Regions from separate parts of the Mus musculus genome. Here regions 2 and 3 are each linked to region 1. A link is a contact called in ENCODE Hi-C or POLR2A ChIA-PET data. All regions are on one chromosome and are shown on one strand. Each heading gives the region's core, a stretch centred on a gene start or an enhancer-like site at or near the end of the contact. The rest is flanking DNA. Distances are from core to core; before and after follow the strand shown. Region 1 holds the start of Shisa5 (shisa family member 5). Region 2 holds the start of Pfkfb4 (6-phosphofructo-2-kinase/fructose-2,6-biphosphatase 4). Region 3 holds the start of Atrip (ATR interacting protein).

What was found. A loop is a pair of places that touch in the nucleus more often than their neighbours do. ChIA-PET counts read pairs that join two places held with the same protein, here RNA polymerase II (POLR2A).
Region 2: POLR2A ChIA-PET joins it to region 1 with 14 read pairs in Patski. The contact joins the promoter of Pfkfb4 here to the promoter of Shisa5 in region 1. A Hi-C loop is called at or near these places in 5 of 37 maps with a recorded cell type or tissue (CH12.LX, gastrocnemius and heart). POLR2A ChIA-PET finds 5 or more read pairs at or near these places in 3 of 5 experiments (Patski and embryonic stem cell).
Region 3: a map of regulatory T cell shows a loop between it and region 1 (2.1-fold over the local background). The contact joins the promoter of Atrip here to the promoter of Shisa5 in region 1. A Hi-C loop is called at or near these places in 1 of 37 maps with a recorded cell type or tissue (regulatory T cell). POLR2A ChIA-PET finds 5 or more read pairs at or near these places in 4 of 5 experiments (Patski and embryonic stem cell).

What each region holds. Positions count from the first base shown.
Region 1 is chr9:109,036,688-109,040,623 of GRCm38, forward strand. It overlaps Shisa5 (shisa family member 5), which reads left to right and starts at 1,880. Exons shown (of 6, transcript NM_025858.3): 1 at 1,880-2,077. The coding sequence starts at 2,008.
Region 2 is chr9:108,990,280-108,994,215 of GRCm38, forward strand. It overlaps Pfkfb4 (6-phosphofructo-2-kinase/fructose-2,6-biphosphatase 4), which reads left to right and starts at 1,623. Exons shown (of 14, transcript NM_173019.5): 1 at 1,623-1,833. The coding sequence starts at 1,737.
Region 3 is chr9:109,072,233-109,076,168 of GRCm38, forward strand. It overlaps Atrip (ATR interacting protein), which reads right to left and starts at 1,892. Exons shown (of 13, transcript NM_172774.3): 1 at 1,523-1,892; 2 at 375-505. The coding sequence starts at 1,772. It overlaps Atrip-trex1 (Atrip-Trex1 readthrough), which reads right to left and starts at 1,865. Exons shown (of 14, transcript NR_153412.1): 1 at 1,427-1,865; 2 at 375-505.

The sequences.
Region 1 (3,936 bases), core at 630-3,129:
AGCTTGTACAACCACTTTGGAAGTCAGTCTGGAGGTTCCTCAGAAAATTGGACATAATACTACCAGAAGATCCAGCAATACCTCTCCTGGGCATATACCCAGAAGACGTTCCAACTGGTAATAAGAACACATCCTCCACTATGTTCATAGCAGCCTTTTTATAATAGCCAGAAGCTGTAAAGAACCCAGATGTCCCTCAACAGAGGAATGGATACAGAAAATGTGGTACATTTACACAATGGAGTACTACTCGGCTATTAAAAACAATGAATTTATGAAATTCTTGGACAAATGGATGTATCTGGAGGATATCATCCTTAGTGAGGTAACCCAATCACAAAAGAAGCCATTAGGTATGCACTCACTGATAAGTGGATATTAGCCCAGAAACATAGAACACCCAAGCTACAATTTGCAAAACACAAGAAAATCAAGAAGAGGGAAGACCAATGAATGGGTAGATACTTCATTCCTCCTTAGACTAGGGAACAAAATACCCATGAAAGGAGTTACAGAGACAAAGTTTGGAGCTAAGATGAAAGGATGGACTATTCAGAGACTACCCCACCTGGGGATCCATCCCATAATCAGCCACCAAACCCAGACACTATTGCATATGCCAGAAAGATTTTGCTGAAGGGACCCTGTTATAGCTGTCTCGTATGAGGCTATGCCAGTGCCTGGCAAATACAGAAGTGGATGCTCACAGTCATCTATAAGATGGAACACAGGGCCCCCAATGGAGAAGCTAGAGAAAACACCCAAGGAGCTGAAGGGGTCTGCAACCCTATAGGTGGAACAACAATATGAACTAACCAGTACCCCCAGAGCTCGTATCTTTAGCTGCATATGTAGCAGAAGATGGCCTAGTCGGCCATCACTGGGAAGAGAGTCCCCTTGGTATTGCAAACTTTATATACCCCAGTATAGGGGAATGCCAGGGCCAAGAAGCAGGAGTTGGTGGGTAGGGGAGCAGGGCGGGGGGAGGGTATAGGGAACTTTTGGGATAGCATTTGAAATGCATATAAAGAAAATATCTAATAAAAAATTAAAAAAAAAGATTTTGCTGATATGACCCTGATATAGCTGTCTCTTGTGAGGCTATGCCAGTGCCTGGCCAATACAGAAGTGGATGCTCACAGTCTATTGGATAGAACACAGGACCCCCAATAAAGGAGCTAGAGAAAGTACCCAAAGGAGCTAAAGGGGTCTGCAACCCTATAGGAGGAACAATATAAACTAACCAGTACTCCTGGGCAGTGCAAGTTCACATTCCTCCGTTCCCTGGCCTTGTTAGGAACTTTGTCCCACATTGAGGGGAAGGGGCAGCCTGTGTGTACCCTAGGAGCTGTTAGTTCTTAACTCAGGATTGGATCCCTGAGCCAGGGTGAGCAGTTACCTGGAGGTGGTCTTGGTCACTGGGGAGTGACATTCCTCAGACTGAGGTCCTGGAAATCTGCTAAAAGGGACTTGACTTTGTTGAGCACCATTCCCTGCTTCAAGCAGCGGGATCCTCCTCCGGTGAATCTGTGTGAGGCTCCAAGGAGCCAGCAAGAAAATCGCAGCTTCCCTGAGGGCAAATTGGAGGCGCGCACCAGCTGTACACTGCTGGCGCTCAAGTGTTAGGATAACGTTGCCACAGAGATCCTTTTCTAGCACCTAAGTCAGCTGCAAGGGGGGGGGGTCTTTCCGCAAAAGTATGCAGTGAGCAGAGGGCAACTTGGATGCACCAGCCCCTTCCTCCTGCATCTGGGAAACCTGTCTCAAATTTTCGTGGACCGGTGCTGGAGGGACTCCCATGGCCAGGCTGGGAGGGGCGGCCGCTTCCCTTCTCTTCCCTCCCACTTCTTCCCCCTCCCTCCCACCTCCTCCCCTCTCGGGCGGGGGTTCCGGAAACCGGCCGGGGCGGGGCAAGGAGGCTAGGGCCGCGCTGGTCGCGGAGGTTGCGGCGGCACCGTGGTCTTGGGCTTGGTCCGTCTGTTCGTCCGTCCGTTGGTCTGTCCCGCCATGGCTGCGCCGGCGCCCTCTCTGTGGACCCTATTGCTGCTGCTGTTGCTGCTGCCGCCGCCTCCGGGTGGTGAGCCTGGGAGGAGGGGGCGGTGTGTGCTCCCTAGGGACCGGGTCGGGTCAGACACTTCCCCTAGCTGTCTCTGGAATGAGCCAGACAGGACCAGCCTTGGAGTGCTTCGACTTGACTCCCTGAAAACCAGGGGGGCGTCTGCGAACCCCACCACTGACTTCATCTTGTCACCTCTTCCCTCCTGAGCTGATACTGACTACCTTTGTTGTGTCCTTCACGGTGTGAAGGCCCTACCTGTTCCAGGGGCTGGAGCAAGACTCCCGCCTGGGGTTAGCTTCAGGCTCAAAGACAGCCTGGCCCTTCCAGCAAAGACTTTCCCTCTCAGCTTGTTTCCTGGCTGGGAGCCCCGCCGCCTGTTGCCTCTACAGCCCTGTGTTCCAGGAGAAGCTGGGCCCTAAGGCTGGCTTGGGGAGGAGACACCTCTTTCCCTTTTCATCATTAGAGGGATGACTCACTTGGGCTTGGGAGGGCAGGCTGGGGGCCTATTCGGGTGTGTATTGGAACAGTCCCCTGCCGGTCATGGGAAACTGATTCTGTTGTGATGGGTGGCTTCCTGGAGGAAAAGGGCTGTTTCCTGAGGGCTGACATGAATTTGGAAATGAGAACAGAGTCAGCCCATCCCCCGAGTGAGGCTCTGGGAGAGCGGGACAACTCAGACTATAGAGAGTTTCGTTCTGTGTCTGGAGGGTCTCAGCCTTGAAGACCCACTGGTGTGGACATCAGTAGATGCCACCTGTCTTTAATCTCAACACTCCAAAGGCAGAGGCAGGAGGATCTCTGTGAATTTGAGGCCAGTCTGGTCTAGGCTGTGAGTTTCCAGGTGAACTAGGGCTATATAGTGAGACCCTACCCTAAAAAGAAAGCAAGAAGTCTCACTGGTGTGGGCTGTTCAGCCTCCGAATCGCAGCCTGGCTCACTTTCATGTGGTGAGTTGGCTAAGCCTGCAGTGGTCAGATAGACCCATTTCATAGCAAGGTTTGGCCCAAAACAACAAAACTGTAGCCCTCTTTACCTCCAAGTTAACTTTTCACAGCCTGTCATAGCACCTCTTCCCCTGGGCCTCATTCTAGTAGCCCCAAGGCACATGCTCTATCTCCTGCCTGATCTGGCTGGGCTCTCTGACCAGGGTTCATGTGCTGGCTCAGGACTGCTTCCAGACGGATACTTAAGGGACTGTCCCATGTGAGCCTTGATGAGGGTCTTTCACGTGGGGTTCTCCTGTGTTTGGGTTTCAGGTTTGCTAGTGTAGCCTAAGGACACGGACATGGTGTGTGGCATCTTCCCAGAGTGTTGTAAAGCTTGTTGGTACCCGGTGTTGGCGCCCGTCTCTCAACGTGACCTTGTTTATTGGGATTTGCTTGTTTGTTCTTGGACTGAGAGTCTACGTGCAAGGGTCTCACACAGTGCCACACTTTCTAATACCACCACACGCCTAGCCTAGGGATAAGTGCTTTATGGAGTCTTGTGTGGGGAGTGTTATTGTGAATGGGTTAGGATTCAGCCTGTCGGTAGAGGCTAAGGTTCAAGCCTCTCTCTCTTTCTCTGCACTTGTGCCCGACAGGTAAGGCTGCTATGCAGGTCATGAGGATTAAATATTGGACAGTCCTGTGGCTAAAGTTGGCTCGGGTGTGTTTGTGTTTATTTGTACACTTTCTGGGCTCGGCAGCTTCTGGGAGGTGGCCAGGAATAAGGCCTTGAAGGAAGAGCGGAGTCTCAGGTGAGGGACAGGCAAGAGAGGTGAGGCAGAAGGGTAATCGCCGAGGGCCTTTGCAATGGACACTCTGCCTTGGGGGGCGGGGGGGGGGAGTGTGTCCTTGATTTAAAAATAGGGGATTCTGAGAGCAGTAAGTAGCCCA
Region 2 (3,936 bases), core at 373-2,872, 47 kb before region 1:
CTTGGTCACAGTCCTTCTGTCTATGCCAAACTCTGGAGAGTTGGTTTGAGACTTGATGAACTGACCCAAAGCAGAGACGTGAAAGGAAGGGATGTGGGCCAATTGTGAACGGGGTCAGCCTTGTTTTTCATGTCCCTAGCTTCTGGCTGGGCATATGTGAGGCAGGAAACCTGCCAGGGGTTTGGTGGAGGGCATCACTAGAGGGTAGTGAGATCGAGATTCAAACCCTGTTGCTGGGGCCTGCACAGAAAATATACAGTTTGGAGAGGCGGGGCTGAGCAGAAAGAAGAGGCCTGAGCTTTCTGGAGACTGGTGGGGGTCAAACGCAGAAGAGTGACTTCCGAACACCACCCCTCACTGGCCTCTAAGGGGTCATGTTCACTGGGGGTCGCCCAGCTGGAGAATTCGTTCATATGGTACCACTTTAGCCCTTAAGCCTGAGCTGCCAGCCCTGGCCCTGGGCCCTTGTCCCAGTACATTTTCAAAGGCAGAGAGGGAGGTAATATAATGAATGAGAACGCCCACATGTTTTTAAACAGATTTCTGAGGCTGACACATTTAATCTGTACCACAGTCTTGTAAAATTGATGACGTCTGCATCTCATTTTCCTGATGAAGAGACAGAAGCTCGTTAAAAAAAAAATTCATTATTAAAACACTAATTGGGGCTGGGGTTAGCTTACTTAGCATACACAAAGCCTTAGGTTCTCTAGGTTCGATTCCCTGCATAAACTCTGTGGAAACACTGGAGCTTGGAAGGTGAAAGCAAGATGAGCAGAAGTTCAAGGTTATCCTCAGCTACACATTAAGTTCCAGGACAGCCTGGCAACATGAAACCAGCCCTTCTTCTCCCCCCCAAAAGAAAGAAAAACCAAACAGCAATAAAATTATAATTGGTAAAATATAAATCCTGGGAAGAAAATCAGAATACTGCTTAGTGAGACCCCAAACAGCTTGTTCATATATTTCAGAGATTTAGCCTAAATTCCCCAGCAGCCAGGCCAAAACATGGTCGATTTTGAGATGTATTCTGTGTTTATGTCCCTAAGAGAAGGGAACTTTTTCTGTGTGGTTGAACAAGTTGTTCTTGTGGACCCGGGAAGTTTCAAGGCTAAAAGCAACCGAGGAGGAACGAAGAAGGTCCAGGAGGGCGCAGCGGTGGTTGACTTCCAGGGCAGCAAGTCAGTCATTAGAGCCATTCAGGGACAAGTGCCACGCTGGTCCAGACTATCCGGCTCTGAGGATCACGCAGGCCTGCTCAGCTTCTCCGTACCCTTCTCAGTAGGCGACTGTGAGGTCACATTTCTCAAGGGAGTAAGAGGCCACACAAGCTTTGGGGCAGGGCTGCAGCACCCTGGGCGGGACCATGAGTGGGGCCTATGCATATAAGAACAATCTGGTTGAGTACAGTAAACTTCACATCCGGGGCGGGGTCTGCATAATCCGGGTGTCAAAGGTAGCTAGTATTGAGCATGCGCGTTATCAACTCTGGTTTGACGGATGGGGCGTGCTTAGTCCAAAAGAAGCTATAGTAAAATTGGGCATGCGTAGTCGTAGGCCAGTGCCTCTTTAGTTTGGGTGGAGCCTATTAGTTCTGGGGCGGGCCTGCGAGAAGATTGACAAGAGTTGGAGCCGCTAGAGGGTGGGCGGGGCCGGAGGGGCGGGACCTCGGGTGGCCCGAGGTGGCCCGGTTGCTGGGTGAGTAGCAGCGCAGTCCGATTCATCCCAGCCCAGGGATGGCGTCTCCACGGGAACTGACCCAGAATCCCCTGAAGAAGATCTGGATGCCGTACAGCAATGGCAGGCCCGCTCTGCACGCCAGCCAGCGTGGTGGTAAGACCGGGGTCCTAAAGGAGAGAGAGAAGGTGAACCCTGATGGGTGGGTAGACGGCCTAGACGAGGGTCTCGAGTGAAAAGGCAGGAGACTGGTAGAGAAGCAGGCACCGGTGAGGCTATTGTAACTGGTGGGCGGAGTCGGGGACAGGTGAGAGGCTGAGAACAGGTGAGCGGGAGTGACCGTGGTACCGTGACAGTGGCCCGCAGAAGTGTGGTGAAGCAGGAGTGGGGACAGATGTGAGGGGACATCTCAGTCTGTTGGAGACTGGGTCTGACCCAGTGGATAGGCACCGACCCGAGCTGTTTCCAGTGCCTGTGTATAGAAGAGGACTTCGTTTGTGGCCGTGGCTCTTTACTCTCTCCTGGCCACAGAGTGGGCTAGCGGGAAGTCTGGCTGGAAACTGAGTTGTGTAGCTCCAGACAAGGCAGTTGGCTTCTTTGAGCTGAGAACTTTTGAAAGCCTAGCCATGGGCTAGTTAGTAGTCCTCAGGTACCCCTTGGTTTTAATGCCAAAGTTTTAGAGGAACTTTGGGGGAGTACAGTTGTCAAGATTTGGACAGTGGGAACGGCACACCATATGGACCTATATCTGTGCCCCTGGATGTGGAAGCACCCACTTGAGTTCACTGTTAAATAACTGCACAGGAGAGTCAAACATCAAAGAACTATGCTGGAATTTGTGAATTGCGAAGTGACTTACCTCTTCTGGGATCCTGAGTGTTCTCATCTACTTCCTTGGCTTTTCTGTTTGTTCTTGAACGAGTCTGTAATTTTTTATTGACAGGGAAAAGAAAAAAATTGTTTTATAAGTAACTCAAATATTGTAATGAATTTGCAGCTTGGCAAAGACCTCAGAGAACATCTCGTACAACTGGTGGCGCAGATATGGAAATGGAGATCAGGCTGTTGTGTGATGTGCCAGGGTCTCCGTGCATTCCTAAAGGCTGCTGTGTGTGATAAGGGAGGGGAGGGTCCTCTACGCTTCTGTGGCCAAGGCCAGCCTGAGGCCACGACTTTGACCATTACCATAATGAGAGGGGTTGGGAGTGGGGAAGGCGTGTGTTATATGATCATGACTTGGGTCCTCCTAGAATGGCAGTAGTTCAGAAGCAGACTGTGTTCCTGTGGGTGGTGGCTCTGACCACAGTATGGGTACTGGTGGAGCCATAGCTGTGCAGACAGACACATTCTGAGTCCTCAGGGGCTGTGGATTTAGCCTGGCCAGCTTCCAAAAGGAAGAATTAATCAGAAGCTCCTTGCCAGTCTATTAGGACAGCCGTCCAGACCAGAGGGTGGCTGCCCCCGTTACAGAAGGGCAGGGACCTGGACTTTGGGGACAGTAACGCTCAAGCCACATCCTGGACCAGCTGTGTGATCTTGGACAAGGAGCCAACCCTTAGACCTCAGCCTAGGATGAGACCATTGTCATTTTTGCCTCTAACAAGTAAATACTTGAAAATTGGAAGCAAGCTGGGTGTGGTGGTGCAAACCTTTGATCCCAGCACTCAGGAGGCAGAGGCAGGAGGATCTCTTTGAGTTTGAAGCAACTCAAAGTACATAGTGCGTCCCAGGGTGGTGAGGGCTTTGTAGAGTGACTCTGTCTCAAAAATAAACAAACAAAACAAAACACAAACAGAGGGAAGAAAGGAAAGTAGATCTCACCACCACCAATCTCCTTTTTGCCTTTTATTACATCAGAGTCGGGGACTGAGGTGTCAGCCTGAGCCAGACCCTTCTGTCTGCTCCCAAGGCCAGGCCTGTACATCTTTCCCTAAGTTCTAAGTATAGGATTGAAATGTGGCTCTTGTATCACGTGGTTGTGGCACGTGTCTTTCGTCCCAGGGAGACAGAGGAGGCATATGGATCTCTGAGTTCAAGGCCAGCCTGACAATGAGTTCCAGAACAGCCAAGGCTACATACACTTTTCTGGACGGGAGGTGACATGGCCAAAGATGAGGCTTACAGATGTGTGCCCTAGCCAGGGATCCCAGAGGTCACAGCACAGCCAGTCAGCCTCTCTGTATGCACCTGTGACCAGTGACCTGGGGCCAGGTTGGAAGACTGCCAGGACAGTAAAGCCCCTAGGGCAAGGAAGGATAG
Region 3 (3,936 bases), core at 642-3,141, 36 kb after region 1:
TTGTGTTGATTCCAGAGGACCCAGCACCCCTGACCTCATGGGCACCTGTATGCATGCAGTGCATATAAACTTATATAGGCTCAGGGATATACACAGGGTAAATAAAATTTCAGGCATTCTTTCCCCAACCTTCTTTCATTTCAGAGGAATAAATCTAGATGTTTGTTTTATAGTTTTTATATATTTTACACATGCTTTTTAATACCAAAATGAATGAATTAGCTGCAAATACAATAAGTTAGGGCTGGAAGGATAGCCTAACAGTAGAGTGTCTGTGTATAGCATGTGTGAAGGTAAAGTCCTGAGTTCAATTCTCAGCATTACAACCAAACAGGCAAAACAAAACACAAACAAACAACCCAAAAGTCACATACCTTTTCTTTAAGTTCTTTGTATTGTATCTGAAGTACTTCTAATTCAAAATTATCTTTAACTGGAATATCTTCTCTGCTTTTCCTTATAGGACTATTTGGTAACCCATCTAATCGGCGGACCTTATGAGCACCTGTATAAAAAGTAGTTGCCCTTAGGTTGAGCATGGTGGCACAGAACTGCAATCCCAACACTTGTGAAGTAGAGCTATGGGGATCTCAAATTCAAGGCTAGCCTTGCTAGAGATCGAGAACCTGTCTGGAAAAAATAATCCCATGTATACTGCGGGGCTCAGTATGTATCCACCTTTGTCATAAAATGCAGAAGGAGTCACTCTTGAAAGCCAAGTTGAGAAAGACCCAGGTAACAGCTCCGAGCATGGTATAAACACATAAAGAATCCTTATGGCATAGCATATCTGAATTCTCTCGCTTTATACCTCACCCACTTTCTAGACTCTCAGCTCATAGCTGAACAGAGATTGCACTGGCTGTGACTCTACCATAACTACTATTTACTACAACATGTTAGGCATAGGATCTGCTGGTTTTAAAGACTGATGGTGAACCAAATGGATACATTCCAGGGGGAGGTGGGGCTCCAGGGATGGAGTAAGGTAGAGTACCGGGTGATGTAGGGCCAAGGAAGGGGGAGGCAGCATTGCTTTGTGCCATTTCGTGGAAAGTTGCGTCTAACCACTGCCGCATATGACAGCTGGTCAGCAATGAGTGTTTTCCAATGCCTGGTTTTCCATGCAATATTGCTGGAGAGATGGAGGGCCAGCCACATTTCCAGGGATAATCCTATTTTTCAGATGCTGTAAGTGCTAAGTACATTCGCAAGGTGCCCATCAAACCCTCCTGACACTTAACTTATTCCCCAAGAGTGTAAGCTCTAAGAAGAAAAGCAGCTTTGGCATTTCTTGCCCATTGCCTGTTTGCCATGCCTAACCTTTGGGCAACTGGCATTTTTGTGTAAGACTCTCTTTCATCTCTTGCCTCTGTCAGACGCCTTCTAATGCTCTTCTGCCCAAGGGTTACAATGGGGTGCATACCATCTAAATGGGAGGCCATTTAACATTCTGGATGTCTCACCGCCAAATCAGAGGTCTGCACCACCCGCCGGGGGAAAAGGCCCCTCAGGCACTCACTGGACAGGTTCCGAGGCGCGACGGGACACTGGCTCAGGGCCTGTGACGCGAGGATGTCGAGTTCCTCTAGGTCGTCCGCAGTAAATTCCGCGTGCTCACCGAATGGGTCTTCGGGGTCCGGGACTGTGGTCTCAGAGAAGCTCCGGGCCCGCTTGCTCGGAGGGTTCTCAATGGATCGAGACAGACCGGGGAAAGGCTCCAGGCCGCCACTCTGTTTCCTGTGGCTGTTCGGTGCGGGGGTCCCGGCCATGACTACCTTCAACCCGCAGCATCCGAAGACGCCAAGCACAGCCTTGTCCACAGAAAGCCTGAGCTGGCCCAACCGCCCGCGCGCCGCCGTTCCCCTCGCCTTCCAGCGTCTCCCCAGCCTGCGGGCCAATCAGCTGCCAGCTACCGGGCACAGATGGGTGACGTGTACAGAGCGCGCCGTTACCCGGGACAGGCTCCTGCGTGTCTGGGCTCAGTACGAAGGGGTCCCCGGTGATGCCAGGGTACTACAGTGCTGTCAGGATTATCCCGGTTGCGAGATCGAGGAGCGTCTGCCCGACCACACCTGAGGCGGTTCCCCGTGGCACTGTGTAGAATACAGAGCCCTAGAGAAGCAGGCAGCGTTCAGGGGTCAGCTCTCCCTGACCTCACTCCTCGCGGCTGACCCACCTCTCTCATGTCCAGAGACTCTTTTAGGGAGGAGGCTGGGAAGAGCAGACTTGGGGAGGAGAAGGAATGCTTTTCTTCCTGGAAGCAGAGATCTTCCAGGATAACAAATGTTTCAAGTATGTATATTTGAGAAAAAAAAAAAAAAAAAAAGGCTGGGAAGGATGGTCTCGAGAACGGCGTGCCTATTCGGAACTGCTCCAACTGTTAACTTCCATTTATTTCTTGGAGAGTCTTTATGTCCTGAGCGCTGGTTGCGTAGAGACAATGAAGCTCAAGAGGTCAAGGAAGGCTCGCTGGGAGTGGTCCTTGAATTACCCAACAGATTGAGGGGGAAATAGCAAGAAAAATGGGTTAGGAGGCAGACGCATGATGTTTCTGAGAAAAATTCATCTTCGACAAGGATGCCAGGTGGATGCCTCCTCTTTGCGACAGACTTCATGGAGGAGCAATGATTTGAGTTGGGCTTGGGTGTATGACTGGCTTTTATGAGCTGAAGTGGTGGGCAGAACAGATACCAGAAATGGCGGATTAGCATTGGAAGGCAACAAGATCAAGACTTTTCTACTCCGTTTGCTCAATGCCAGACTTAGTTTGTGAACCTACCAATGTTTGCTGAGGCGTTGGGCGGAAAGGAGAGCGCTCAGGCTTAGAATGCCTTAGGCCTGCCAACCCACCCCCACCCCACCCCTGCCTCATTATTTTTTATGTGTGTTTTACCTTCATGTATGTATGTGCATCACATGCATGTATGCCTGGTGCCTACAGTGGTCAGAAGGCATTGCATCACTTAGAACTGCCTTAGTTTCTTGATTCAGCTGCTGGTAGTTTTCCCATAGCTGCCCAACATAATGTTGAATGTTCAAGTCTCCCAGCAGCCCCCCACCCCCTTTGGTTATATGTCAAGACATATAACCAAAGCTGGCCCAGAACTCCAGAATGTCCTTCCTCCCGCTGAGTGCTGGGATTATAGACATGAGTTTTTGTTTGTTTGTTTTGTTTTTGTTTTTTGTTTTTGAGATGGCCTCAAACTTCTAATCCTGTCTCAGTCTCTAAAGTGCTAGAATTGTGAGTGTGGGCTACCAGGCGTGGCTGATTGCCCAGGTTGTAATAGCTACGATCTTTGGTTCTGGAAACAGGACATTGTCAGGAGGGATTACGTTCTACCAAATAAACGAGAAGTTTTGGGGGCAGGAGGCTATGACTGCTGATAAGTATTTTCAGCAGCACCGGGCTAGGTGCCAGCTGACAAGGCCCTATGGGCTTTAAGCCCAAAGAAGATGCTTTTTGGAGATGACCAAAGCAAGCTGATTTGTTTGTTTTATATTTGGGTGTTTTGCTTCCATGTAGATCTGAGGCCAGAAGAGGGCATCAGCTCCTTTGGAACTGGAATTACAGTGAGCCATCATATGGGTGTTGGGAATTGAACCCAGAACCCCTAGAAGAGCAGTGAGTGCTATTAACTACTGAACCATTTCTCTAGTCCCCAACCCAGTGTTTTAAAATTTCAATTCTCCTGCATCAGCTGCCTGAGTGCTGAGTTTACAGGTATGCTAGCTGGTCTTCATGGTGCAGGCCTGTAACTCCAGCTACTCAGGAACTTTAGGCAGGGACATCACAAATTCAAGGCCTGGCTGGCCCTAAACTAAATCAATGTCACCATGAGCAATTTAGTGAGAGCCTGTCTCATGAAAGAAGATAATATTCTTAGGGAAAGCATACTATTGTTCCCAGTTGTATGGATAGCCTAGAAGGCAAGT